4 separate regions of the Homo sapiens genome follow, and all the other regions are linked to region 3. A link is a loop called in an ENCODE intact Hi-C map of the cell type or tissue named here. Cell type or tissue: PC-9. All regions are shown on one strand. Links, peaks and the distances in the headings refer to the core of each region. The heading gives the core; the rest is flanking DNA. Region 1 has its middle 60 kb from the start of LINC01523. Region 2 overlaps SULF2 (sulfatase 2). Region 3 has its middle 10 kb from the start of LINC01523. Region 4 has its middle 24 kb from the start of SULF2.

Region 1 (7,684 bases), core at 1,108-6,107, 50 kb before region 3:
AATAACCAGTCCAAAACAACTCCAGGGCTTCAGTCATCTGGGAAAATGGTCGGTAGCTGGCCAGTGGGATCCCTTACCCAAGTAGACATTTCTAGACATTCCCACATGTCTGAAGGGTTGGCATTTTGGAGGGCACATATCCAAGATTTGTGGCTGGTATTTTGTGTAGATGTGGCAGACACTTAAGGGCACTGAGAGTGACAAAGCTGACTTTTACATCAATCTCAGAGCAGGGGAGGGTAGGGCTGAGCAGGATCACAGCTGAATCTGAAATACTTTCCTGGGAAACCCCCACCCTCTCCTCAGGTGTGTGTCTTGTGTTCACAAGGATGATACTGGGATCCTGGTATTTGGGGGTTTCATCTGAGAGACCCTCACACAAAGAACTTTCTGGCACTCTGCTGTTCTGATGTGGAATAATCCTGAAAGTGCGATGCCAGCCACGCCACATGTCACAATGAGAACACAGAGAGAGAGGGGAAAAGAGAGGGTAAGACAGGTGGTGGGAAGTGGATGGCATGTATCAGTGGCTCACTTGGGATTTAATTCCTGACGTCAGTAAGCTTCAGGAGAGCTGAGACCTGCGGCCAGCTACAAACTCTTAAATCTTCCCTCTTTCCAAGACAGAGCTGTATTAGTCCATTTTCACACTGCTATAAAGAACTGCCTGAGACTAGGTAATTTATAAGGAAAAGAGGTTTAATTGACTCACAGTTGTGCATGGCTGGGGAGGCCTCAGGAAATTTACAGTCATGGTGGAAGGGAAGGGGAAGCAAGGCACGTCTTACATGGAGGCAGGTGTGTGTGTGTGTGTGAGAGAGAGAGAGATAGAGAACTTTAAAAACCATCAGATCTCATGAGAACTCATTCACTATCAGGAGAACAGCATGGGGGAATCTGCCCCCATGATCAAATCACCTCCCACCAGGTCCCTCCGTTGACACATGAGGATTACAATTCAAGATGAGATTTGAGTGGGGACACAGAGCAAAACCATATCAAGATCCAAACTCACCATCTCAATAAGGGAAAGGCTGGGGGCCCCTAAACTTCTGTCCTCAGAAGGGGACCCCTAAACTCACTTCACCCTTGGGCTTGAAGTAAATTCTGGAATGGGACTAAGATGAATCAATTAACGTTCTTCCCCTGGGCTTTCTTGAGGGGGGATGCCAAAACTCTGAAAAATCAAGATAAATATTATTGTAATGGAATAGTTTACATGTCAAAACCAAAGCAAGAAAATCCACAAATAACAAAATGTTAAATCTTTAAGGACAGGATCTGTCGTTGAGATTGATGCCTCTAATTTCCTGATTGCTAAACCAATCCTATTCTTAAAAGTACTATGATGAGAACCATGGCTTATTAAAAAAACAAAAAACACCCATCGTGGTGGCTCATGCCTGTAATCCCAGCACTTTGGGAGGCTGAGGCGGGTGGATCATGAGGTCAGGAGTTCGAGACCAGCCTGGCCAAGATGGTGAAACCCCATCTGTACTAAAAATACAAAAAAATTAGCCGGGCGTGGTAGTGGGCACCTGTAATTCCAGCTACTCGGGAGGCTGAGGCAGAGAATTGCTTGAACCTGGGAGGCAGAATTTGCTGTGAGCCGAGATCGTGTCACTGCACTCCAGCCTGGGTGACAGAGCGAGACTCCGTCTAAAAACCACAACAACAACAACAACAACAAAAACACAAAAAACAACCCTAACGAACTAATTTATATCAGAAACAAACCTGTGATATATTTTCTAAAGCAACTGAACAAGATTTTCACAATATTCAATCATCTGAATAGATACTATGTCTGAGTCATTGAGGGGAATGCCCAACTGAGTTAACAGGAATGATCAAACCCGAATTCCCAAGGCAAACCCTTTTGGGGTTCATAAATCCAGCCCCCAGAAATCTTGCAAATTGCCCTCTTTGGGTCGACGCCTGCCCATCTGTCAACTCGGGATCCTCACTCTTTCCTCTGTCCCAAAGGACCCTCCTCTGTGTCTTGCAACACGTTCCAGAAGAGAAGGGTATTTCTCAGGTCTGCAGAAACCCAAAGAAGAAAATTCGTGTTATGATCTGAAGGGAGATGAAAAGCATATTTTAGCAGGGCATTGCAAATGCATTCCGTGCTCATGACAGAAGCATCCAAAATACCTACATTATTTAGAAAGCTGCAGGAGAGGGAAAAATGAATGCAGAATATGTGAACGATTCATTTTGTTTTTTAAAAAATGCAGCCGAGCCAGAAAAAGCTTCACAAATGATCCAAAGACAATATAAAATCTCTTCTGTTTGCAAAGTCAACACGGTAAAGAGATGATTAAACGAAAGCAAACCTGAGACTTAACCTTAAAGGAATTGAGCATTTTAATTTTTTAAAAGGTGGAAAAAATGCCATAAAAGCATGTCTGAAGGTTAAGGAAACTGTTATTAAAATGAGAATTATGAGCTCGGAGCTGTTCGCAGCTCTGTCCCTGGAGTGTGAAATTAGTGACTGAAGGCAGATTTCACAGGCACTTCGTTGGAGCGTGTTGGTGTGGCAGTGGATTTGTGATGGGGCCTCGCCGCCAAGTCCTGCCCACTTGCAAGCTGCTGTCGTTATTCATGCACAGCACAGATAATCATGAATGTCTGGAGCATTTTGCATTTATGTTGAATGCAGCCTCTCTCCTTCCCAGCCGGAGTGAGTTTCGGGCTGTGTGCACGGGTGAAGTGCAGGGGAGGAAGCAGCTGCAAGACCAGCATTCCCACCAAGGCCATATTTTCTCTTTGAAGAAAAAAATCCTTCCATATGGATTACATTCAGCAGAAATGTTGGAAAATATATAGAAAATAGGAATATGGTTTAAATTTTAAACCTTAAAATAGCTCCAAGGGCAACAAGGAATTCTCTGGGTCTGGGTTTCAGGTCTGAAACAATTGATGCTAATGATGTCCACATTCCCCATCACACCGTGATTTTGGAAAGTTGGTTTGGGGAAGTTTAACAGAAGAGAGAAAACTCAGGAAACAGTGAATTGGGAGAAGTTGTTGCATTTCCTCATTCTCTCTCCGTCTGTCTCGTTCTCATCCACTTAGTCACACACGGCAACCAAGCAAAAGTGTAAATATTACTTTTCATGCATTTATCTAGGCATAGTTAGGCAAGCAGAATTGAGCAAGGCCCCAGGTAAAGGGACCCTTTGAAGTAATAGCACTTTTTTGGCTGTTTTGTTGGTCAATTTTTGGGTGCATTATGCTTTTAAGATAGAACTTAATACCAACCATTAAAAAACCACCTCCTTTTCAAAATGAATATTCTCCCTTGTATGGCTTCTTTGGTGATGGTAAGATATTTGGCACCTCCCAAGTGTGGTTTGAACTTTGAACACTCTTGTTGAAAATGTGAGAGGAAATAAAAATCAGCTCACAGCTCTCCAAAGCATACTGCAAATTAACTGTGTATCGGGATGTTTTTCGGAACAAATAACAGAAACTCATATGGCAATTGGCTTAAACAATTACAAAATATGTTGGTTCATATAATCTAGAGGTGATCCAGCAATCCCAAGATGTCTTCACGGATCAGACCCTTTCCATCTCTGCCCTGCTGTTCTGTGTTGACTTTATCCCAAGGCTGGACTTCCTCCTGGGTGAAGAAGAAATCAGGTAACCTTTGCAAGCATTCTCAGAAGAGCAAGCAGGGAGTTTCCTAGAAACCACAAGCGAACCCATTTTTGAATCTTCTTGACCTCAGTTGCATGATATGTGTGCTCTTGACCAAAACCCTATCAATGGAATGACTGGGATCACCCTTAGAACAGTGTTGTAGCTAGGATGGGAGCAGGATGAACTTTCTTGAATCCCTGGGATGCAGGGAAAACAGGATTCCTGAAAAGTGAAGAACTGGGTGTGTGTGTGTGTGTGTGTGTGTGTGTGTGTGTGTGTGTGTGTGTATGGCATTGAAATTTTGGGTAGGCAGTCAACAGTATTCACTACACCTATCAGATTCCAAAGGTATCTTGGTCACCTTGATTAGAACTCTAAATGTGTTTAATGTGTGTATGTACGCATGTTCACATTGTGCTGAATTGGTTAGAATTTCAAATGGATTTGGCATTGTTCTGTATGGACATGGCTTCCTCTTAAAGTTCCTCAATTGATCCACAGGGATTAAAACCATTCAAACCATGGGTAACTTTGGGCTGGAGGGAATCAAATCTCTGTTCTTCTTGGGAGCTTCTTGGAGCTTCTCTGTAGACTGGCTTCCCTTGCTTTCTGGAAGCCTCTGCCCTCACTTCACTCTGTCTTGCCTATGATTTGGGCTGAGAATGGCACAGGGAAGCCTCCTCTTCACATGAATTTAAGCTCCAGAATCTACCACTTACTGGCCATGGAAGTATTGCCCGATGGCTGGACTACTCACCTACATGGAGTTGGGGGTAAGGGGTCAGCTGAATGCACACATCTTGATTCCACCCCCTCAGCTGGGCATGTGACGTAAGCATTATACACACCTCCAAATTGCTCCACCTTAGCTGAGAGCATGTCTTTCTTAACTTTGGAAACCCTAGAGCTGATAGTTGCATACTGGTCATTTAGTAATAACTCACTTAGTGAATAAATGAATGAATTTATTGACCCATGTGGTCTAGGACTAGAATGTAAACTTAATGAGAGCAGCAGTCATGTTTGTTTTTCCTCATTACAACCCCAGTGCCTAGCACAGTGTGTGGCACCCAGTAGACAGCTAATGAAAGTTATGGAATAAACAACCTGCAGGGCAGTCAGAGGATGGAGGTTGAGCACCTGGAATCAAGTCAGAGAGCAGGGTTGAATCCAGACCTCACCACTTTCTGGCTTTGTGACCCTGGGCAAGTTTCCTAAGGTCTCTATGCCTACTTTTTTCCCACCTGTAAACTGGGGATAATAAGAACACCAGATTAGAGAATAATTCCGGAAGATTTCACCAGAGAACACTTGTAAGGTACATAACCTATCGCATGGCACGTGGTAAGTGCCATAGAATTATTCACTATTATCACTTTCTTCTCCATAACCCAGCTTCCATGGCTGTAAACTTTTCTCTGTCTTGTTCACTGCTGTGTCTTCAGTATGCAGCACAGCACCTGGCATATAGTACATGCTCAGAAAATATTTGTTCAATGAGTGAATGGAATTCTGGAGACATACAAAATGAGGATGTTAAGGATTAGACCAAATAAAATCCACCATTCTAGAATTCTGTGGATTGAAATTCTAAGAGCTACTCAATGAATGTGTTGAGTTGAAAGTATTTCTTTGGTTAAATGGTAACTCTCCCCCTCCCCCATTTGTCTGAATGCCCAGATGTTGACGCACTGGGAGAATTTTGGGAGGGCACAAAACCTGTACAGGAGCCACTTCTTTCACTTTCGGGCAACTCTCCTGAGAGACCAAAATCTACCCTACAAAATCCTATATCAACCCTTTGCTTTGTCATTCCAGTTGCGATAGGCGGGAGAGAAATGTTCCGTTTTAATTCTGTGGAAGGTAAAGCAAAGCAATACCCTGGGATACTTGTAACAGTCCAAAACATTCCTGAAATAAAACATTGGTTCTCAAGAGTGCAGGAAATCTTCCATTTTCTTAACATGTGGGAAATCATTTAAAGGCAGCCATCTTGCCGCTTAATTTTGAACTTCCATTAGCCTTTAATAAGAAGATAATCAGTCACTGCAGATCTTGTCTTCCCTACCTCCATAGGAAATAGTCCTCCTGCCATTCAGAGAGAAAAACTATTTATTACATCTCAACTATGTACTTGTCAGACACCTTTCTATGCACTGGGGATGGGAATGTGAAAGTAAAGCTAATTCTTTTTTCGAAGACCCTCAGAATCACACAAAAGCCAAGGTCATGTGTAATGTGTGGCAGATGCTGTTGGTACCCTGCCCGCCTCTCCTAGGTACTCACTGTTCCTATAAATAAATGCCAGTGACATCTACTGTGAGCACCTGCGGCTCTCCGCCTAAGAACTTTCTTTGGTTGTTGGAGTGTGCTCAGCCTGTGTGTGGGGCAGGCTGGAGGTGCCAGAGAGTTAATGCCCCAGGGACAGCCCCTAATCAGTGATGGAAGTGAGCTGGTGGCTCAAAATCCCAGTTTCTTTGCCCTTTGAGTGGGATAATTCACCATGTTCTTCACAGCCTTCAACCTGAACTGCCTATTCTAGAACGTCGTGCCTATTAAGTCACCTTGGATGGTTTCCTTTCTTTTTCACATCTCAATTTCCTATTCCCCTACTGTTCCTTTTATGGCTCCCAAATAAATGACTTTCACTCAAATTTGTCTTCATGCCTGCCTCTGAGAGAACCCTACATAAGACAATCAGTATGGCTCTTCCTACTCAAGGGACGAAAATCTCAGCTCAAGGTTGCTTGAATAAAAGGATTGCTTGAATCATGCTGTGATTCACAGGAAAGCCCGGGGGACATATTGGCTTCAGGTATGGCTAGATTGAAGCACTTAATCGTGTGAACACTGAGTTTCTCTCTAATTCTGAGGTTTTCTTTCTGTTGTATTTGTTTCTTTCTCAAGTTCTATTCTGTGGTCCTAGGAAGTTTCAGTCTCTTCCTTTGGTTCAAAGGAATTGCCTGAGAATTAGCTTCACATTTTGTCAAAGTCTTTTCCAATAGCTCACATAGCAATTCTGAGTTTTGCTCTAATTTTGATTTCCTATCTATTCATTCCTTATGAATGGATTTTCCTTTATGTCCTTTAGCATACCTATAACAGCTACTATAAAATCTTTGCTAATTTGAACATATGAGTTATCTTCAGATAAGTCTCTATTCTTATTTTTTTATGTTGAGTCTTTGTCATATTTTCCTGCAATTTTGCATTATATCCAGAATATTGTGACCAATACAGTAATTCTTGATTCCGTTGTTTTCCTGTGAAGACTGTTGATTTTTTGAGCAAGTGACTAAAGTGGCTGAACTCAAATTGAAAAGATCTTGCGTTCAGTTACTAAAGGTAAAAGAAAAAAAAATGAAAAGGTTTGTGTTTCCTGGAGTGGGAAATAGCTCAAATTTCAGTTCAATTCTGTGGCAACCCTAGCTGGGCTACTTGTAGTCTGCCTACACATATGTGGTTTAGGGACCAGCTAGACATTTGAAAAGTTTATACATAAAATTTGGGGCTCCCTGTCTCTGATGTCTCTCTGCATTTGTAATTTCCCTGCTCCATTCCAGTGGCTATGGTTTCCCAGAGCCTGGTCCTCTGGTTCTTCAAGTGGGTGAGATGACTGATTTTTAGTTGGAGTTTTAGTTGTCCCTCTTTTGCAGACTGAAACCTCCTCTCAGGTGAAAATCTGTCCAAGCATCAACTCCCCTCCCATATCTGTCTGCCTTTCTTCATTGTCCTGTGCTTTCAGGTCGTTGTTTTTAAAATTTTGTCCAGAGTTTATAGCTGTTGTATGTGAGAGGACTCGCCTCCCAGAGGCTTACTTGGCCATAAAAGAAGCATAAGGCCTAGTCTCAAGATTCATTCTGATTGGACCAGCTTAGGTCACATGACTATACCTGGACCAATCACTGTAATCAGAGTAATGATATATACCAATTGGTGAGGGCTTCATTCTTGAGGCCAAGGGACGGGCCACACCAGGTCATGTGAACTGGAAATTGGGAAGGTAAACATCCACAAAAGCTAATAACGTTGAAAG
Region 2 (6,266 bases), core at 1,267-6,266, 250 kb before region 3:
CAGCCTTACATGTTCTGATGAGGCTCTTTCTAGCTCTGAATCCTGGACCAGGCCCATGAGGTTGGCCTGGACAATCAGGGTATCTCCTTTTGCCTGGCTGCTGTGATTGGGTGAAAGAGACATAAGACCCTAGATGAGCCAATGAGAGCTTTCCCTGGAACTTTTGCTGGAGCCCTTGGAAAGAGGCCTCTCTTTCAGCTGGGGTCACCACACTGGGGAGATGGACCTGTGGGGGCCATCTTGCCATCACAAAGAGGGAACCTTCCTAATAAAGCCAACCCAATGACAGAAAACGCAAGAAGCAGAAAGACAGGGTTCTGACAGCGTTTGAGCACTGGGACCTGGCAAAGTTTGCCTGAACTAATTTCGATTATGTTTCTTCATGCTGGATAAATGAGATAGTAATCTAAATTCCATTTTGTTTTTATTTTTTTGCTGACTTCAAGCCTAAGGCCCAAGAGTTCTCCATCTGTTCATTTTTTTTATTCGTTTGAGTTGAGGTTTCACTTGCCCAGGTTGTAATGCAGTGGCACGATCATGGCTCCCTGCGGCCTTAAAGGCCTGGGCTTAAGTGATCCTCCCATCTTAGCCTCTCAAAGAGCTGGGACCACAGGTGTGTGCCACTATGCCTGGCCAGTTTTTAAAATTATTTGTAGAGACAGGGTCTCTCTATGTTGCCCAGGCTGGTTTTGAACTCCTGGGCTCAAGTGATCCTCCCACCACAGCCTCCCGAAGTGCTGGGATTACACGTGTGAGCCACCGTGCCTGGCCTTGTTCAAATCTTTACTGAGTACCCAATACCTGCCTGGTGCTATTTTTGGATGGGCAGCAAACAAAACATGTAAAAAACAAGTTCACTCGCCAGGTGCAGTGGCTCACGCCTGTAATCCCAGCACTTTGGGAGGCCGAGGCAGGCAGATCACTTGAGGTCAGGAGTTCGAGACCAGCCTGGCCAATATGGTGAAACCCTGTCTCTACTAAAGTACAAAAATTGGCTGGGTGCGGTGGCTCATGCCTGTAATCCCAGCACTTTGGGAGGCTGAGGCAGGTGGATCACTTGAGGTCAGGAGTTCAAGACCAGCCTGGCCAACATGGTGAAACCCCATCTCTACCAAAAATGTAAAAAATTAGCCGGTTGTGGTGGCATGCAACTGTAATGCCAGCTACTTGGGAGGCTGAGGCAGGAGAATCGCTTGAACCTGGGAGGTGGAGGCTGCAGTGAACCAAGATCGTGGCACAGCACTCCAGGCTGGGCGACAGAGCAAGACTCCGTCTCAAAAAAAAACCAAAACAAAAAACGAAAATTAGCTGAGTGTAGTGGTGGGTGCCTGTAGTTCCAGCTACTTGGGAAGCAGAGGCAGGGGAATTGCTTGAACCTGGGAGTTGGAGGTTGCAGTGAGTCAAGATCATGCCACTGTACTCCAGCCTGGGTGGCAGAGTGACAGTCCATCTCAAAAAAAAGAAAAAAAAAAAAGTTCACAAACATGCAAGATAATTTCAAGGGGGCGAGAAGTCCTAAGAAGAACATAAAGCCGGGTGTCATGGTCGAGAATGAGAGGGTTGAGGAGTACTAACCGACACAGGAAGGGCAGGAAGGAAGAGAGAATGGATGGAGGAAGTTCTCCGCAGTGTGTGAACAACGCTCTAGACCAGGGATCCCCAACCCCTGGGCTGCAGACAGGTAGACAGGTAGCGGTCTGTGGCCTGTTAGGAACTGGGCTGCATAGCAGGAGGTGAGTGGCAGGCGAGTGAGCAAACTTCATCTGTATTTACAGCCGCTTCCCATCACTTGCATCACTGCCTGAGCTCTGCCTCCTATCAGATCAGCAGCAGATTATCATAGGAGCGTGAACCCCGTTGTGAACTGTGCATGCGGGGGATCTAGGTTGTGCACTCCTTATGACAATCTAATGCCTGATGATCTGTCACTGTCTCCCATTGCCCCCGGGTGAGACCATCTGGTTGCAGGAAAACAAGCTCGGGCTCCCACTGATTCTACATTATAGTGAGATGTATAATTATTTCATTACATATTATAATGTGATAATATTAGAAATAAAGTGCACACTAAATGAAATGCGCTTGAATCATCCCAAAACATCCCTCACCCCCAGTCCGTGGAAAAACTGTCTTCCACGAAACCGGTTGCTTGTACCAGAATGGTTGTGGGCCAGTGCTCCAGACAGAGGTAACTGCACATACAAAGGGCCTGGGGCAGGAATGGACCTTGGAAGTTCTGAGGAACAAAGAGGCTAGGCAGCCTGAGTGCTGTCACCAAGGAAGGGACAGATAGGAGATGTGGACAGAGAGGTGAGCACACCCAGGCCAAACAAGGTCTTGGCAGCCCTGGCGAGGAGATGCCAGTTTATCCAAAAAGCAGTGGGCAGCCGTAGGAGGTTTTCAGCCGGAAGTGATGTGGTCAGGTTTACAATTTTTAAAAGTGTCCTCCGGCTGTGGGTGGGGAGAAGGAATGGCCAGTTGCTGGGGACAAACAGGGACAAGCAGATCGCCAGGGCGAGAGGCGAGAGCTGCTTCTGTCTTGCCACTCCATGCATTCCTGTCTTCCGCCTGCCTGTTTTTAGTGAGGCTGTGGCTATTGAGGAAGACTGGGCTGCGGGGGACACCAAGGCCCTGCTGACTGGTTGTAGCAGGGCCAGGCGGAGCTCTGGGTGTTGGTGGCATGGAGGGCGGGCTGCCTGTGCCTAATTAAATGCTGGCTCCAGCCATCCGCTCCCTAGAAGGGTCTTGCAGCTCCTGCAAATGAGGATGAGGCCCATTCATTCCCTGGAAACTCAATTAGCTGGGTATGGAGGGCTCCATCTCTAGTGACAGGTTTTATTGCCTGCTGAGTCACCACGAGGACAAGCTGTGTCTTAAATATCTGTCTTGTGCCTTTTAAAGTGTGGTTTTGTTCAGAGGGATGGACTAGAGGAGGGGGAGAAAATCCACAACAGACCCTCAGAACAAGGCCTGTCACTCAATGGATATTTAATTATCGCCTTGGAGGAATCTGACACTACTTGCACCTTTCAAAGAGCTGTTCTCAGCGCCATCAGACTGACCTCCCATTTCTATGACAAATATTTTGTAGAGCGCCCTTGTTTTCTTGAAAGGAAATTTATAGGTAACAAAAGCTACCTATGCATGTCATTTCCACAAAATCAATATAATGCTCTAACTGCAATCTACAGGGAAAATAAAAGGAAAGCAATTTATAATGAAGATAAATTTCAATATGAAATTCCCCCAGCACATCCATCAAGAAGGCACAACACAGTAGTCAGGCAGACGCCTGCACCTAGACACAGATTCACTGGGAATGTGACAATTACAAGGGCAGCTGGGTGGGCGGGCGACATTTGCCATTCAAATCCTTTGGCGTAGCACTGTCATCGGGGATGGGACTTTCAGAAATAAGGAATGACTCTTGGGAAAGTTTTGCACTCAAGTATAATATTGCCTCCATTTTCTTATTCCGTACATTCCTGGGAATATGCAAAAACCCTCCAGTATTTACATATAAAATAGACGTAGGTTCAAGACTCAGATGACAATAAACATAAAATAATCTACCCATATGAGTGATGTGGTAGGAAACTCAGAAGCTATGTGGAATACAATGCAATGTGGGGGCCACGTGGACTCTGCTGTGCAGAGCAGGACATCAAAGTCCTTCTTAGTCTCCGCCCCCAGGAAGCCAGCAAAGTCAAATCCTTCACCATCACCGGCAATGCAGTCACAGAGTTTAACCCCTAGGGGGCGGTGTGCTCCCTTGAGAACCACCAGCTTAGAAAGAAGTTTGCAAGCCGGTGGCCTGCAGACCAATCCATCCCTCAGGTGTGTTTGCTGTGGGCCTGCCCGGTGTTTTCAGTTGCTCATTCTTAAAAAGTAGAGTGAACAGTCCACAGTTGAAATCTGGGCACCCCCTCCCCACCCAGCCTGCCTCTCTGCTTTGGGCTACCTGCCAGCCCTCTATGCATTTGGAGCCCCCAGGCTAGAACGGGTTCACACAGGGATGACAGAGGAAGCCCCGCTCCCGGCCTCGGTGTAGGAACTCGGTTTCCCTTCATTTGCTCAAATCCCCTGCGACACGGATGGATTCCCAAAGGACTCGCTGTGTGGGCTGGCACAACCTGCTGGCCCCGGGATGGATGGTGTCTGCTGCTCGGAGAACAGGAACCTGTCCTGAGACCCTGACCCGAGACCCAGGAAGGTTTGGGAAGACAGATCAAGGTACTGGGAGCATAAGGGGAAGTGAGTGCAGGGATGAGGAGGAGGAGATTGGATTACAGATGAGGAATCACGGAAAGCACTCACCTAAAGTTCGACAGCCACCACCCCCTGCGTTTTTATTGCCCCTTCTCAGTGCTGTGTGTCACTCCCCACTCCCAAAAGATTTTGTTTGATTAGGCTTTATTCTTCTTTCTTTTTTAGAGACAAGGTCTCACTCTGTTGCCCAGGCCGAAGTACAGTGGTGTGATCATGGCTTACTGCAGCCTCAAACTCCTAGGCTCAAGTGATCCTCCTGCCTCAGCCTCCCAAGTAGCTGGGACTACAAGCATGGACTACCATGTCCAGCTAATTTTTTTTTTTTCAAATTTTTTGTAAAGATACAGGTCTTACTATGTTGCCCAGGCTGGTCTCAAACTCCTGGCCTCAAGAGATCCTCCTGCCTCGACCTTTCCAAGTGCCGGGATTACAGGCCCAGCCATAGGCTCTATTCTCCTGCTGTCCAAGAGTCCTTTCTGTGCCAATGGAAACATTCTCTATGTGCATTATCCAGTACAGAACCCATGTGCGCCTACTGAATACCTGAACCATGGCTAGTGCACCTGAGAAACTGAAATGCTAATTGTAATTAACGTAAAGTTAAATAGCTCCCTGTGGCTAGTGGCAACGGTACTGGGCCATTTGGCTCCAGCCTAACTCATTCCAGAATGTTCAGGGAGTCACAGCTAGCACCTAGGAGAGGACTACAAAAGGTCTCATGCACTCTGAAACCCCCGGAAGCCTCTTGAGGCCCAGGAGACAGGGTGTGCCTGTCTGTCACCACAGTCACCCTTCCCTCACTTTTGACCCTGCAGCTGTTTCAACGCCCACTGCAGGTGGAGATTCCTTGAGAGAAACCATGGTTGGGAAGGGAAGGCTACGCATGGAGCTGATCTTCAGGGCGGCCACACTGCTCCCCACCCAGGACCACAGCTGGGGCAGTGAAGAGGGGAAGAGCGGCAGGTTTGCTCAGTTTGACATCGGCTCTGCAGCCTTTATGGGGGGGGGCGGGGTTTAATGTGTGAAAGAAACCAGCCGTCACGAGATGAATGTGTTCCCCAAAATATATGCTCAAGTCCTTGCCCAGGTACCTGTGAGGGTGACCGTGTTTGTAACATGGTGTTGTAAGATGAAGTTACGCTGGATCAGAGCGGGCTCTAGTCCAATCACTGGTGTCCTGACAGAAGAGGGAAATTTGGACACTGATTCAGAGAGGAGCAGGCCACGGGAAGAGAGGGACCCACAGGGAGGAGGCCGCATGAAGATGAAGGCAGAGGCTGGAGTGATGTGGCCACAAGCCAAGGGGTGCCAAGATTCCCAGCAACCCCCAGGAACTCAAGGGCAAAGGACCCTCCCCTGAAGCCTGCAGGGAAAGCGTGGCCCTGATGATGCTTGATTTTGGGGTTCTGGCTCCCGGAACTGTGAAAATCGCCTTTTGTTCTAAGCCACCCAGTCTGTGGTCCACTAGGGAAGTGGATACACCTGCTAAGGGGGTGGGACAGAGAGGGTGTCGCCTGGAAACAATCGGAAACCCTGCCCCATCGGCCTCACATCAGCTTCCTCTTTCCCCGTGGCCACTTCCTCTTACGGCGCAGGGAACCTCTCCTCCTGGGTTTGTGGGCACAGGTCACGTATCACTCAGGGTGGCGTCTTATCACAGGCACTGGGTGACTAGTGCTTAGATGTCACAACACTGCTGCACAGATGGAGAGACTGACGCCCAGAGGGGATGAGGTCTCAGCTCAAGGTCACAAGGGCGCTTAAGGCGGAGTCTAATTCTTTAGACTCTTGCTCAAAACAAGTGCTTCACTTATTTTGAAATCTGAGGTCTTAGAGAAAGGAAGTGACTATCAAATTAGAGGAAGAAATTTCGCTTGAAGATGTGCACGGAGGCGGCAAATCCGTGCCTCTCGAGGACACGCTGGGTCAGCCTGGGTCCCAGGAGGGGCTGTGCAATTCCCGTGGATACTCGGATCCCCACAGTGGGGAAGGCTGGG
Region 3 (7,684 bases), core at 1,022-6,021:
CTCTCTGGGCTTCGGTTATAAATCACCCCACAGGGGTAGAAACCACCCAGAAAGCCGGGAGCTGCTCCAGGAGCTTACGACTGGGGTGGGCTAATCTGCAGAGTGGTCAACCATGTGCTCATGGCCCTGGAGTCCCTGTGACCAGCCCTGGAGACGTCACCTCAGAGGGAGGGCGCTTTGCCCGCTTCCTTCACCGTTGGGGCCGGGACCTGAAACTTGGGCACAGAGTAAATCTCAGTAGGTATCTGTTGAGTGATTCGGAGCCCACCTGTCCCACATACACCACGAGGAGGCCTCCAGGGTGTCCACAAAGGAGGCGGCTGGGCTGGGGAAGAAATGCAAGAATTCCTGCCTGGACAGGTTTCATCTACATAGAAAGAGGAGATTCACTCCCGAAAGCTATTTGTCAGGGTCTACCCTAGCCACAATGATGCCTGACAGCCTGGAGGTGTGACCAGATTTGCTGGGGGGAGACGGACATGGTTTTGACAGGGGCAGGGCCAAAGTGGGGCAGGGCCAAACAAGGCAGGGGCCAGGGTCATGCAGGGGCGTAGCCAGGATGGGGGTGTGGCCAGAATGAAGGCGGGGCCACTGTGGAGAGGGGCCATGGTGGGGGCTGAACCTTGCTGCAGGTTGTAGAAGCGCTGAGCCCATATAAAGGATCTGCTAGCCCTTGACCTTCCCCAGGTGTCTCATATTCCCATCACTGATGGTTCATTCTCCCATCTCCCATTGCGCTGGCTGCTTTTCATTGAAGTTGTGACAACTGTCATACTAACTCATTCCTTTGGAAAAGGCTACTGAAAAGGTGCCACCCTGGAGATGCTACTCAGGAGAATAACCCTGCTGGTGACTGCTTTCACCTTCTGCCCCTGAAAGGGCTTGACTGTGGGGGGTCTGAGCTACCCTACAAACATCGTCATATCCGAGGGAACGCAACATTGAGTAGCAAATAATAAACACCATGACAGGTCAAGAGACAGACTGCAGAAAGAAAGCAAAAGCTTTCTTATTTTAGTACCTATAATGACATTTTGTTCTTGCTTTTGAGCATGTGGCCTACATTTTCATTTTGCACAGGCTGTGAAAATTATGTACTTGGATCTGCTGGGAGAATGTAATAAATCTACTAAGAGTCACCCTCATCCTCTCTGTCCCGCTCTCCTGTGTCTCTCAGAGTCAGCAGAGGGCCTTGTCAGAGCACAGTCCTCCCGCAGTCTTCCTCATCTCTGTAAATCGCAGCCCCACCCTCCCAGCTCTCAGGCCAACACCTGGGAGTCATCCTCCACTCTTCCCTGCCTTCCACACTCCGCTTCTCATCCATCAGCAAGTCCTGGCAGCTCTACCTGCAAGGGATCTGCAGTATTGGACTCCCTCACCTCCTCCACTTTGACCACATGGCTCCGGTCACCATCACCTCCACCTGGCCTCCCTGTTGGTCTTGCTGCTCCAGCTGTTGCCCCACACCCCCAACCTGTCCTCAGACACAGAATCCCATTAAAAAGTAAACCAGACCACATCCTGTCTCTGCTCAAACCCTCCAATGGCTCCCACTTCCCTCAGAGTAAAAGCTGAAGTCTTCACAGGGTCGCCTAAGGCCTGAGATGACCCATCTCTCTCTCTGCCCCACTGTGACTCATCACCCCTCTGGCCTCATCTTCTAACACCCCTTGGCCCCAGCCACACGGGGCTCCTGGCTGCTCCTCAGCCTCATCCCTCCCCTCGTGTCTCTGGACTCTGTCCTCGCTATCCCCTCTCCTGCATCGCTCTGCCCCCAGGCCCCAGGCAGCTCCCACACCTCCTTCCAGGGCCCAGAATTTACACCAGATACACAGTTTTCTGCACATTTGAACGAATGAACAAAAGAAGGAATGAGCACATGCTTCCTCAGCGGGGAATACTGCTCCCAAGAGGGCCAGAGCTGGTTCCTGGAGGTGAAAAGATTTTTCTCTCATTATGTAAAAATACAGATGTAGGCACAGTGCATAAACCATTTTGCGGTATTTCTGTAGTATTAAATTCATGGTGGGGGTGAGTAAGAAAAAAACCTCTATGAAGGTTCCTTAGGGGTTGATCATGAATTAAAGGTGAGAAAGGCTGAATTAGAGGACAGTCCGCTGAAATCACAGGCTTCTCTCCCACACATTGCCAGGGCATTGGGGAGGCTGTGGAAGACAAATCAAGATCCGTGCAAGTGCCTGAAAGAGTCACAGCCATTCTTCCTGGCGTTTAATAGAAGGAATGCCTCGGTGCTTTGGGGAAACCTTTTTTTATTTCCTGCCAAGGGACAGAATTACAAAGGATGATATTTGCATTTTCCTGAAGCCTCTAATTTTCCCATTCATCACTTGTCAGAACCTGAGGCCCTTCCTCAGCTTATGGAATGTTTGCAAACACGTAATGATCCCTTTTACCAAAGAACGTCACAGGCTCCACATGGAAATGTGTTTGTGTTGCAGAGGCTGCTAATTTAATGCATTAATGTCACTCTGCACCATGGCGGGGTCTCAGGGCATCTCATGTCACCGTGAGCGAGCTGGTCTAAGACACAGGAACCATGGAAACCATCCCATGCCTGGTTAGTGAGTAGATGCGCAGTGGGGCGCCGTTCACTGCCTTGAGGGTGAATGTGGACTCCAGGAGCGAGGGCCAGGCCTTCTAGAGCTCCACCCACCCTGAGATCACAGGCCTGGCTCAGGCTTGCTGGACTTGCCCAATGGGGAACTTTCAGGGGACAGTTTAACCATCCTGAGGGGCAGACAGACCAGGGAGAGGCCAAAGGCACCCGTGGGGTTCCCCCAGGACCGCCATGAATCCCCTTCTCCTCCCTCTCTCCATCAGTGCCTCTGTCCTTCCCACCTGCCCAGCCCAGGTGCCAAACACCGGCCTCATCCGAAAAGTCCAACTGGGCCCAGGACAGTGATTCCCAGACCCAGCTGATCCCGCAGGGAGCTTTGGGTCCTGCTGGTCCCTGGGTTCTGGTGACAAAAGGACATGCAGGAAGGCAAAGTCCCCTCTGGATTTTTCATCATGAGCCACCCTAGGTGCTGCGCACCGCCAGGCTGCCTGATTCCACCAAGAGAATCTCAGGAAATGAAAAATAAGATTTTAGTTGTTAAATTTCAGGCGTCGGGGCTCTTTGAGAGATTGAAAACACCTGGAGGTTGGGTGCACAATGGAGATGGGGCTGTGGGGACGTTTCCTATTCCCAGTGGAATCCGTGATTATTTACCGAGCAGCCTGGAGAAGCCCAGTCTTCACGGAATGGAAAAGCTGAGCCGGGTTTTCATGCACAAACCGGAAGCCGGGTGGCGCCCTCACAGCAGAGCTCCTGACCTTCCTGCCTCGCACGTCCTGGCAGCGGGAGGGCGGCTGCCTTGGACACAGTTTATTGTGTGGCGAGGAGGGAGACAGGAGAGTACGGGGCAAAAAAACCCCAACAAATGGCTACGCCTTAAAAACTTACTTTCAAATGCCCAGTTCACGCAGTTTTCTGGCATTTTACCAAATCAGGCAGGTTTTTTTTTTGGCTTTTCCCACCGTGTGACTCGGTCTGCCTTGCCCTGCCCCACCCCTGCTTGGGCAATCGTGCCCCCCGCTGAGCTCAGCAGCCTGGCGTGAGGTGAGGTGTCTGTGTGGCTGCTGTTAGCAAATCCACCATTCCGGGGGCTTCCCTGGATGGTGATGTGGCTGTTCCCCAACTTGCTCCTGGCCCAGTGACCCGTGGTGGCTGTAGGAGCCGCTGCAGGGTTCGGGCAGCAGTAGTGAAGGGCTTTGCTGCTCTCTGCAGTTTCGATGTCGCCCTCATTGTCCATTTCCTCAGCCTAAGGAGACCCGGTGGCCTGATGGACTTGGCTTCGTTCCTTCTTTCAGCTCAGGGGGACGTGCATTTTTCCTCCTTTGAGTCGAATTAGCAATGAACTTCCCCTCCCCAGATGGACAGCGTGGCATCGTCAGGGCCCAGCTGCAGCTTTCCGGGCCAACGGGTCTTCGTGCATTGTCTGATTTGGTTCTGACAAGCATGCGAGGCCGTGCGGTGGTCATTATACCCACTTTACAGATGAGAAAACACAAGGTAAGGAACTCGCCCGAGGTCACAGGGATGGCTGGATGTAAAACAGACTCCTGCGTGTACAGATATAGAGATTGATAAGAAGAGAATTTCAAATCTCAGCCAAAGCGAAGGTCAAGTCAATGCTCTTGGGGACGTTCCCTTCACTCCCCAGAACGTTCCAACATGGCCAGTGAAGACACTGTGTCCCCGTAACCCTGGGGGAGAAGAGGACGGGGTTAATGAAAAGTAGAAAGTTTCCTCTTTCCCACTGTTGGAGATGCCGGCGTCCCCACATCACCGTCGGCGCTGCATCTGGTCCACTTCTGGGACCCATTTGGGTCCCTGGGCCGGGGCTTCCTGTGGATGAGCCGGGATCACACAGCGATGTGGGGTTGCTCAGGGCGCCCCGTTCACTCCAGAGTGACCCCTGACCCAAAGCCAGTGCTGGGTGTTTGCGGAAACTGAAACCAGGGCAGGTCTGAGTCAGACCCTGCAGAACAATGAGGCCTTTTGTGCAAATGAGGCGGGGGAGGGGCCGGGGGAGACCAGGAGCTTCCTGACGGGGTCCGCAGCACAGGTCACAGCGAGTGAATTCAGGAGGTGACCCTCGAAGGTCAGGTCACAGCCGAGCAGCACAGGCGCTGAGCTAAGTGTCCACAAAGGAGACGAACAAAGCGGCTGCTGTGGGAACAGAGTCAGTGTCGGTCAATGCTGAGTCCAGGAGCTCGGGCCTGCCGGTCGGCGACGGGGGCTTCATGCTGGCTCCCCCAACAGTCAGGAGGGCCATGTGCTGAGGAGGGAGGGTCCTCAGCGTCCCCAGGATTGCTGGTGGGTTCACCTAGTGGAATCGCAGGGGTGAATCCACTAGTTGAGATATTTTTCTCCAATGGATATTGAAGTGAATAAATAACTATTGATATAAAAATATACTTCCCATATTTACTTGTAAGTAAATTCATCAGACCCCAAAATACCCATGACTTCACGAGCCAGAGGTTTGCTTCTATCCCATGTGACAGCCCCGGCGTGGGGGCCCCCTGGCTGGTTGGGCAGCTCCCGGGGCTGAGCCTCGACACTCCAGTCCTGTGATCTGTCATTGACAAAGGCTGTTTTTGTCTACCTGGTCCGAGGAGGTGCAAGTCACATCAGACAGGAGGGAAGAGGAGAAGGGCAAGTGGAGCGTACCCATTCATTTAAGGGTACACTGGGAAGGTACACACCAGCTGCAAGGCAGAATGGGAAATTCAGCTTTGGTCCGGGCAGCTAAACTTTGGGATTTCCAATGTGAAATGTAGGGGATGAGGGGTATCAAGGGTCAGCCCGCAGCCTCTGCCCCCTCTATGTGCTCCTGGAAGTCATCTACTCTCCTACCAGGGGATCCCACCAGGGCATCCCACATTTTGTGAAAATTAGCTGATTAGGAGAGCATCCTTTCTGCACTACTGTGGAGGGGGTGGGGGCTTAGGCATGAGCAGTTCCCTAAGTCATGGTACAGGGCCTCCCCCATCTTGGGAGAGCAAAGGCTGTCTACTGTGTCCACCAACCCTGAGGCACACCCACACAGCTTTCCTGCTGCCTGTGCTGAGCCAGGCACTGTGCTTGAGATGTGCACGGTATTTGACATAGAGTCGGGGTGGGTGGTGCCCAGACTCCCAAGTCACTCCACGGTGAGACAGATTCACAGGGCTCCAAGGACAAGTCAAAATAATTTGGCCGAGCCTCTTTGTTTTAGAGGTTGGTCAACTGGTGTCAAAAGCTGGAGAAGGACTTGTTCAAAGTCACAGAGCCAAGAGCCACCTGGGTCCCTGGTGTCTTTCCAGTGAACACCACCGTGACCTCACTGGTCCTGAATGGTCCCTTTTTAAATAAAGAGATACATGGTCATCAAATGCAACACCACTGAATCTGTCTGTTCCCTGCCCACCTCTTCTCAGAGACATCCACAAGTAATCCTCTAGCTGTTTCCGCACATTATTTCCGAATCCTGAAAGAGGAAGCTTGGCCAGGTGCTGAGGCTCATGCCTGTAATCCCAGCACTCTGGCAGGCTGAGGCGGGTGGATTGTTTGATTCCAGGAGTTCAAGACCAGCCTGGGCAACATAGCAAAACCCTGTCTCTACTAAAAAGACAAAACATTAGTCAGACGTGGTGGTGTGTGCCTGCAGTCCCAGCTACTTGGGAGGCTGAGGTGGGAGAATCACCTGAGCCCAGGAGGTCAAGGCTACAGTGAGCCAAGATCGCACCACTGCACTCCAGCCTGGGAAACCAGAGTGAGACCTGTCTCAAAGAAAAAAAGAAAAGAAACGAAAGAGGAAGCCAGGGAAGCTATTCATAGAGCTTTCAAGGTCTAGTGTTATCTAATGTCTGCTAAGCTAGATGAGAAGTTAGCTCTTACACCACCCACCAGCTCCCTTCCTGCCACGCTGTATGATACATCACTATTTTTAATTGCATCATAATCAGCCTTTATGTCATGTGACCAGGTAAATGCTATTCTCTGCAGAGCGAAGTACTATAATATTTTCTTTCTTACACACCTTTCATTTTTCCTAGAGTTCGTAATTTTCTTGTTTTTTTTTTTTTTTTTTTTTTTTTGAGATGGAGTCTCGCTGTCGCCAGGCTGGAGTGCAGTGGCATGATCTTGGCTCACTGCAACTTCTGCCTCCCAGGTTCAAGCAATTCTCCTGCCTCAGCCTCCCGAGTAGCTGGGATTACAGACGTGATGCTGGCTAATTTTTGTATTTTTAGTACAGACGGGGTTTCATCATGTTGGCCACGATGGTCTCGATCTCCTGACCTCGTGATCCGCCCACCTCAGCCTCCCAAAGTGTTGGTATTACAGGCATGAGCCACCGTGCCTGGCCTTCTTGTTCTTTTTATTTGCAAAGTTTACTTACAGATACTTAATTATTTCTCAATCCTCCGTCAGTGAAGCCACTCCAGTGTTTTTCAAGCTGTTTTGATCACAACCCATCATAAGAAATTATTTTACAATGGAACCTGGTACATACACACACACACACACACACACACACACACACAGAGACACACACCCCCCATATATATGAATATAAAGTTTCACAAAATAATACTGATACCTTTTGATATTTTCTACTCAACTCTGTGATTAATGTTTTAAAATGCTAGTTGCACCCGCTGAACTGACGTTAGTTTGAGGAGCTCTAGGCCAGTCCCACGAGGTCCTGCTCTGTGCACTCTCCTGAAACTGACCAGCTCCCATCTGGACTCTTCTCTCTGCTGCTCTCCTGAGGTGATCAGTTTTTTTTGTTTGTTTTGTTTTTGAGACGAAGTCTCACTCCGTCACCTAAGCTGGAGTGCACTGGCGCGATCTCAGCTCACTGCAACCTCCGCCTCCCAGGTTCAAGCAATTCTCCTGTCTCAGCCTCTGGAGTAGCTGGGACTACAGGAAACTGCCACCATGCCCGGCTAACTTTTTTTTCATGTGTTTAGTAGAGACAGGATTTCACCTTGTTGGTCAGGCTGGTCTCGAACTGCTGACCTCAGGTGATCTACCTGCCTCGGCCTCCCAAAGTGCTGGGATTACAGGCGTGAGCCACCCTGATCAGCTTTTTGATAGATCTCATGTCTTCTCTAATTAATTTTCTGCTTT
Region 4 (7,684 bases), core at 1,499-6,498, 160 kb before region 3:
CCTCGCCTGTTGTGGGATGTCACAATGTGGCTGCCACCAGCAACTGGCACATGTCTTCTTGTCCAGGTGAAGCAGGAAATTTTACCCGACCCCTTCACAGGTGGGACCTGGAGTATCGGAAGCTGGAGCTACCCGGCCACTTCGGTGCCAGCAGGGCAAACTCCACTCACTGTTGTGCTCAACCCCTTGTGGGAGGGAGCATGTAGATGAGCGGGTTCAGGAGCTGCGGCGAGTGCCTTTGGGCGCTGGCAGGAGCAAACTCTGTGCTGGCCCCACAGCAGCGTCTAAGGGAGGGGGGTACCTGCAAACCCGGAAACCCCAGAGGACGGGCGTCACAGTGCTCTTTTAGCTTTGCTGTCCGCGGATGGCTTAAGTGTTAAACAGCTCAGTGGGCCCTCTGCCTTTTTGCATGAGGTTGTTTCTCTCCACCAGCGAGAGCAGACGGTCAGTGTGACAGCCTTTAGTGTCCACACCTGTGGCACCTGAGCTCTTATTTTGCATCCAGGAAAAATCAGGTCGCATGAACGAATTGGACGGTGGTGAATATGGAGGATTTTATTGCCGATGAAAGGGGAGATGGAAAAGGGATAGAGCGGGAAGATAATCTTTCCCCGCTGGGGAACATTCTCTTCATCCTCTTCGAAGCAACACTGTCAAGCCGTCCCTCTGAAGTCAAGCTGCTTCTCTCCAACGTCCAGCTACTTCTCCTCTTCTCTGCTGGAGAAGCCTGGGGTTTTTATGGCACAGGATGGGGGGTGGGGCGTGTCATGTGTGGTTTTGGAAAGGCAACATTCAAGTCAGAAAACAGGAATCCGTGTTCTCACTTCGGGCCATGGTTCCAGGTTTGAGGGTAGGACCCTTGCTGGGGACCGCCCTCTTCTGCCCAGAGTTTCTCTGCCTCCTGTCCCTATCACAGGTCCCCTGGCATTGAGAGAGAAATCACTCCTTCAAGTGTGGGATGTACTCCTTGTCTTCAGTACAATTGGCCATCTTGGCCCATGTGTCCCTTCCGGGACCACTGACAATCACCAGGAGATTGCTGAATGTAGTAACTGTAGACTAATTGGGATGACCCTGAAGCTGAGGACCACGTCAGCATCCCCTGAACCAAGGGGCTGCATGGGGAACAGGTAGACACCAGGACAAAGTCAGGCTTCTGTCAGGAGGAGGAACGTGAAGAAGGATATTGGTTAGGCAGCCGTCTGAGCAGGGCTTTGGTGGAGTGGTGTGCTTTTAGACTAGCAGAGATGACAACAATTACTTTTTGCGTGCTACTCACTGAAATTAGAGCTTTCAATGCAGAGTAGAATCTTCTCTGTGCAACTCCCTTAACTCACTCCCCTGATGCTTCCAAGCCCTCCGTTCCTCTGTAAGTAGAGGGACAAGCCCACAGCTTGGGGCTATCTGCCACTCTCTGAAATGCCCATCGTGTTCTCTGCCTGCTGAAATTCAGGGGTTTGTTTCCAAACCTGTTTACTCTGGATATACCTGGCATTGCAATTGCAAAACTTAGTAAACATAGCAAACGGATAATTAGGAGGGGAAAAAGAAAGGGAGTTGCTGTTTTTATGAACACCAAGTTGAATTGTCTGGAAAGATCTCTTAAGGGCAAAAAGCTGAAAAAGAGATCAGAAAAATATTGAGAACTGCCCAGTAATTGCCCAATATAATAGTCATTGCTGCAGGCAGGGCACCATGGCTCATGCCTGTAATCCCAGAACTTTGGGAGGCTGAGGCCAGAGGATCACTTGAGCCCAGGAATTCAAGACCAGCTTGGGCAATGTAGGGAGATTCTGTCTCTACTTAAAAAAAAAAAAAAAATTAGCTGGGTGTGGTATGCACAACCGTAGTCCCAACTACTTGGGAGGCTGAGATGGGAAGATTTCTTGAGCCTGGGGATTCGAGGCTGCAGTGAGCTATGAATGTGCCACTATACTCCAGCCTGGGTGGGAGAGCCTGTAATCTCAGCACTTTGGGAGGCTGAGGGGAGCAGATCACTTGAGAGGTCAGGAGTTTGAGACCAGCCTTGCCAACATGGTGAAACCCCAACTCTACTAATAATCCAAAAAAAATTAGCCAGATATGGTGGCACCCACCTGTAGCTCCAGCTACTTAGGAGGCTGAGGCATGAGAATCGCATGAACCTAGGAGGCAGAGGTTGCAGTGAGCCGAGATCGTGCCACTGCACTCCAGCCTGGGCAACAAAGAGACTCTGTCTCAAAAAAAAAAAAAAGGGTTGAAAGAAATAGTCATTGCTGCATGTGACTACTGAGCACATTAAATGTGGCTGATGTGACTGGACGTGGTGGCTCACACCTGCAATCTCAGTACTTTGGGAGGCCGAGATGAGAGAATAGCTTGAGGCCAAGAGTTTGAGACCAGCCTGGTCAACATAGCAGGACCCCCATCTCTAATTTTATTTAATTTTATTTATTTATTTATTTTGAGACTGAGTTTCTCTCTTGTTGCCCAGGCTGGAGAGCAATGGCATGATAGCGGCTCACCACAACCTCCGCCTCCGGGTTCAAGTGATTCTCCTGCCTCAGCCTCCCAAGTAGCTGGGATTACAGGCATGTGCCACCACACCCAGCTAATTTTTTGTATTTTTATTTTTTTTTTAGTAGAGACAGGGTTTCTCCATGTTGGTCAGGCTGCTCTCGAATTCACAACCTCAGGTGATCAGCCTGCCTCAGCCTCCCAAAGTGCTGGGATTACAGGCTTGAGCCACCGCGCCCGGCCTCCATCTCTAACTTAAAAAATATTTTTTAAAAATGTGGCTGATGTGACTGAGAAGTTGAATTTTTAATTTTGTTCAATTTTAATTAATTTAAATGATTAAAAACTGATATGTGATTCAGTTATTGGAAAGCTTTTAAATATGTTTGGGGATAGTTGTTTATGTGAATCTACTTTTTCAGCTGTCAAATTTCTAAAATCGAAATAGAAGTCAAGTATATCTGATAAACATGGAGGTGCACTGGAAGGGTAAAACTCACACCAGAGTTTGAAGACTTAGAATGAAAAATGTAAATGACCTTCATTTTTACATTTATTGTATGTTGAAATAATATTTTAGGTATGTTGGGTTAAATAAAATATATCATTGAAATTAATTTATTCTGTTTCTTTTTAGTTTTTTTTTCCTAATGCGGTTACTGAAACATTTTAAATTATGTTTGTGATTCACATTCTATTTCTACTGGACAATGCTGGTGTGGAAGGATCCTGCACCCGGATTGCGTGGCAAGTGTTTTCATACCCTCATTCCACTTCAAAGAAGCCAAAACTGAACATTGTAGAATTATATAAAGAACAAAGACAATGGGAGAATCCAACAGCAGGCCCACATTATGAAGAAAGTCATTAGCCCTGGCATGAAAATATTCGTCAATTATAGGAGAGTTGCATGTTTTCTTTTAACTGTATAAAGCTGTGAGTGTAAACGGGTTTTTTTTTTTTTTGGATTCCCCACCCACTTTAGCATATTTAGCTTTCTTAATGAGCCCGCTGCTGGTCCCAGCTGTGCTGGGTTTTCTGGACAGTTTCTCCTGGTTTTATGGCAGCCCTTGGAGGTCAGGGCAGTTATGACGATTCTCACTCTGGAGCTGGGGAAACAGGCTCAGGGAGGGCGCGCGACAGGCTGAGGGTCCCACAGGCAGTGAGCAGAGAAATAAGGAGCGGCCAGCGGGGGTGCCAGCCTCTGTGCCCTGGGATTCTCTTCTGCATTTTGTGTTCATCGCCTGGCCCTGGTGGCTGTACCTTCCTTCCCCTCCATGGGCCACAGCTCTGGCTCTCATAAGAGGATGGCCCTGGGGCTCCTGGATCTGCCTTGCCTCAACAGAGAGCTGGTTGTGTCTGGAGTGCAGGTGTCCGGAAGCCCAGCTCCCTGCCCTGAGGCAGGACAAGGAGTGGCTGTGACTCACACCCTGGGCTGGATTCCCCTGCAGGGTGGGCTGAAGCCTGCCTCCCTCCCTAAGGGGCTTGGCTTAAGGCCGCACCCTGGCCCGGCTTCCTGCTCTTCCTGATCCCCTCTCCCTACCCCTTTCTCGTCTTCTCTGGTGCAGATCCTAGATCCAGTCCTTGCATGAAGGTCCTCCTCTCAGGATCTGCTTCAACGGTACCTGACATAAAATAGGTGCATGGGACGGTGGGAGAGGAGCATTCAGAAACACGCTGGGGCTCCATACTGCATGCTTTTCAGACACTGGGGCGCTGGGAATGCACCCCTTGTTGCAAACCTCACCTTCAATTCCTGCCCCATGTAAAGCCTTAGGGAACCCCCACTCAGCGGACCCCTTCCCAGATGGGTCCAGTCCAGCATCCCCTCTGCCCTCGGAGGTTCCCAGCACTCTTGGGGGAAGAATAGTCTGAGAGATGCTGTCCTGCTTGGAGAGTAGCCCAGCCTCTGCCGGTGGTTTCTCGAAGCCCTGCTCTTTGTCTTGGGCCAAAGTGTCTCCTCCTGCTAATTCCCTCCTAGAAATCTCCTTTCGAATGTCCCTCTTTCATGTTAGGGTGGTGACTGGTGGCTTTCATAGAGATTTCCACACTCTCTTTAGAACAAATTGGTTCCAACACTTCTAACTGTGGGAATGCAGCCAAAATTCTGAGAGCCCTGGAAAAGTCTGGTTCACTGGATTCACTGTCTCAGAAGAGGACTTTTTCCTGGAAAGAGGCATCTGGAGCAATATTGGTATCAGGGCTGTCACTGAGGCCCCTTTTCTGTCAAGAGCACCATCAGTGGGCAGTGGTCAGTGGTGTGGGCCTGGTGCTGGCCAGGGGTCCTGGAAGTGGCTCCGCTGTCCTGCAGCCATGGGCCCAGGGAGCATTGATTCTGCCCAGCCCGGCTCTGTTCATCTGTGAGCTGAATCCCAATAGCATCGTTGAGCTCAGTGAGGATTAAGCAAGTTCATGCACCCGGAGAGCTCAGAACTGCAGTCCCCGGCCCGCAGTAAGTGCTGTGTGTGTCAGCCCATCGTCGTCCGCTGGTGCCGGTCAGGGTCACAGATGAGCCTTGTCAAAATGCAGCCCGGGATCAGGGCTTTGGGCTTAGGAAGTGAGATTTCTGTAGGAGCGCTTTGAGATTTAGCCTGTAATGAGCAGCTTTGCTTCTAATCGCTCTTGAGAGACAAGCCATCAAACATTGGTTATCCCTAAACTGAGAGCAGAAAGGGCTGAGGGGAGGAACAATGGCCCTGGCTCCCCCTGCCATGCACCCACTCTGCCAGCTGATGACAGACGCAGACGGATGGAGGACGTTCCAAAGTCGAGGCTCAGGGCTGCTGCCTTTTCTCCTTCTGCTTCTTAATTTAAAAAAATTTATCCTAGAGTCTCCGTTACTATAGATTCCCTGACAGTCTGCTGTGGGCTAATCTTCAGGATAAAGCATCACCTTTTTTGAGTGTTTTTCTCCTTCAGGTTTTTCTCTTTTATCTTGAAACCAGGAAGAAACCTATGCTCTCATTCAATGCTGGAAAATGCATCCCTTGCTCATTTTTAAACCTTTTCATCTTCCCTTCATTTTCTGCCTAAATGTCTCAATTGTGTTTATCTTTCTCTTTCAGGGATGGCAGATGCTTAAGTACATGCAGGCTGTGAAGTGAGTTGTAAATAAGATATTGTTATTAGGACTATCCCTGATAAGAAAGGCATGTCCTCTGCACCTCTAATCCTGGGCCACTGCTATGCATCCCCACTTAGATGACCGACTGCAGTCGCTCAGAGCAATTGTAGAGGATGGCAAGGAATCAACCTATTTGGATGAAGACGTTTTGTGGGCGGGCAGAGAAGAAAACTCTTGAGAGAAGGAAGCATTGCCAGGGGCATGGGAGCCTACAACTGCTGGTGCCTCAGTCCCATCTTTGACCAATTCATTCAACAAACATTTATCAAGGAATGTCTTTGTGCCAGACCCCATCCTAGGCATGGGGCATGCAAGAAGGACAGGTCCCTGTACCCATGGAACCCCCGTGCAGGAAGCAAAACAGGAAATGAACAATTAAACAAATACACAGTGTAATTTCAGATCATACTAAATGGTGGAAAATAAAGTGTGTTGATGTGATAGCAAGGGACTGGGGACTAGGGAGCGTCCGGGATTGCTGTCTGTTAGGAGATCATATTTGAGTTGAGACTCGAATGCAGAGAAGGAATCTACTGAGCGAAAACTAGTGGAAGAAGCACTTCTGTTCAACATAGCAGTGGAACTCCTAGTCAGAGCAATTAGGCAAGAACAATAAATAAAAGGCATCCAAATTGGAAAGGAAGAAGTAAAATTATCTCTGTACTCAAGTGACATGATCTTATATGCAGAAAACCCTAAAGATTCTACAAATCCCCCTGTTAGAACTAATAAGTGGATTTGACAAGTTGCAGGATATAAAATCAATGTGCAAAAATCAGTGAATATGAACAATTCAGAAAGAAAATTAAGAAAACAATTCAATTTACTATAGCATCAAAAAGAATAAAAGACAGGAATAAATTTGAAGAGGCAGAAGATTTGTACCAAAAACTATAAAAAACTATAAAAATTGCTGAAAAATTAAAGCAGACACAAATAAATGCAGACACCAGATGATGCTCATGAATCAGAGGACTTAATACTGGTAAAATGCCCTTACCTTCCAAAGCGATCTATAGATTCAATGCAACCCCTATCAAAATTCTAATTTTTTTGTGGAAATAGAAAAATTTATACTAAAATTCATATGGAACCTCAAGGCACCTCAAATAGCCAAAACAATCTTGAAAAAGAAGAATGGTTAGAGACATCACACTTCCTGATTTCAAAACTTACTGCAAAGCTACAGTAATCAAAACAGTATCATACTGACATAAAGATAGGTGTGTAGACCAAGGGAACAGTACAGACAGCCCAGAATTAAACCCTCACATGTAGGGCAGATGATCTTCGACAAAGATGCTAAGACCGCTCAATGGAGAAAGAACAGTCCCTTCAACAAATGGTGTTGCAAAAACTGTATATCTACATACAAAAGAACCTTTTATCATATATAAAAATTAACTCAAAATGGATAAAAAACCTAAACACAAACCTAAAACTGTAAAACTCCTAGAATAAAACATAAGAGAGAAGCTTCATGACATTGGATTTGGCAACGATTTATTGAATGTGAAACTAAAAGTGTAGACAGCAAAAGAAAAAATAGATACATTGGACTACAGCAATATTAAACACTTTGCATCTAAAGACACAGCAGAGTGAAAGGTAACCTATGAAATGGGAGAAAATGTTTGAAATATATATAAGGGGCTAATATCCAGGATATTAAAAACAAACTCCTACAACTCAACAACAAAAAAAGAAATAACCCTATTATAAAATGAGCAAAGGACTTGAATAAAGATTTCTCCAAAGAAGATATACAGATGGCCCATAAACACAAGAAAAGATGCTCAGCACCACTAATCATTAGAAAAATGCAAACCCAAACCACAATGAGATACCATCTCATGCTCATTAGGATGTCTACTATCAAGAAAACAGAAACTAACAAGTGTTGGTGTCGGTGTGGAAAAACTGGAACCCTTGTGCACTATTGATGGAAATGTCAATTGTATACCCCTATGGCTATACCCTATGGAATTATACCATAGGGGTATACCATGGGGGTATAATTGTATACCATAGGGGTTACCATGGGGGTATAATTGTATACTATAG

Evidence for each region. A loop is a pair of places that touch in the nucleus more often than their neighbours do. Peaks named below come from ENCODE experiments on the same cell type or tissue, not always from the same donor. Only the 100,000 strongest peaks of a DNase experiment are listed, where the experiment ranks them.
Region 1: it touches region 3 in a loop (5-fold over the local background); 2 of 110 quality-filtered maps call a loop at or near these places.
Region 2: a loop joins it to region 3, with 11 times the contacts of the local background. A loop is called at or near these places in 2 of 110 quality-filtered maps.
Region 4: a loop joins it to region 3, with 5 times the contacts of the local background. A loop is called at or near these places in 3 of 110 quality-filtered maps.

What each region holds. Positions count from the first base shown.
Region 1 is chr20:47,919,374-47,927,057 of GRCh38, forward strand. No RefSeq gene overlaps it. Among named protein-coding and RNA genes, the nearest start is that of LINC01523, 60 kb to the right of the region's middle. In PC-9, for the core only: no CTCF peak of the experiment used is centred there; DNase peaks (open chromatin) are centred at 2,149 and 3,088; H3K4me3 peaks cover 505 bases; H3K27ac peaks cover 3,502 bases.
Region 2 is chr20:47,721,791-47,728,056 of GRCh38, forward strand. The region is part of intron 3 of SULF2 (sulfatase 2); the gene reads right to left. Among named protein-coding and RNA genes, the nearest start is that of SULF2, 61 kb to the right of the region's middle. In PC-9, for the core only: CTCF peaks have their summits at 3,753 (motif pointing right) and 3,953; a DNase peak (open chromatin) is centred at 3,761; H3K27ac peaks cover 1,716 bases.
Region 3 is chr20:47,969,066-47,976,749 of GRCh38, forward strand. No RefSeq gene overlaps it. Among named protein-coding and RNA genes, the nearest start is that of LINC01523, 10 kb to the right of the region's middle. RefSeq lists enhancers at 1,114-1,615, 1,616-2,115 and a silencer at 6,181-6,300. In PC-9, for the core only: CTCF peaks have their summits at 3,273 and 3,399; DNase peaks (open chromatin) are centred at 1,596, 2,596, 3,476, 4,576 and 1 weaker place; H3K4me3 peaks cover 4,353 bases; H3K27ac peaks cover 5,000 bases.
Region 4 is chr20:47,805,944-47,813,627 of GRCh38, forward strand. No RefSeq gene overlaps it. Among named protein-coding and RNA genes, the nearest start is that of SULF2, 24 kb to the left of the region's middle. RefSeq lists enhancers at 3,081-3,662, 3,663-4,243. In PC-9, for the core only: no CTCF peak of the experiment used is centred there; DNase peaks (open chromatin) are centred at 1,718, 3,908 and 4,568; H3K4me3 peaks cover 1,317 bases; H3K27ac peaks cover 4,223 bases.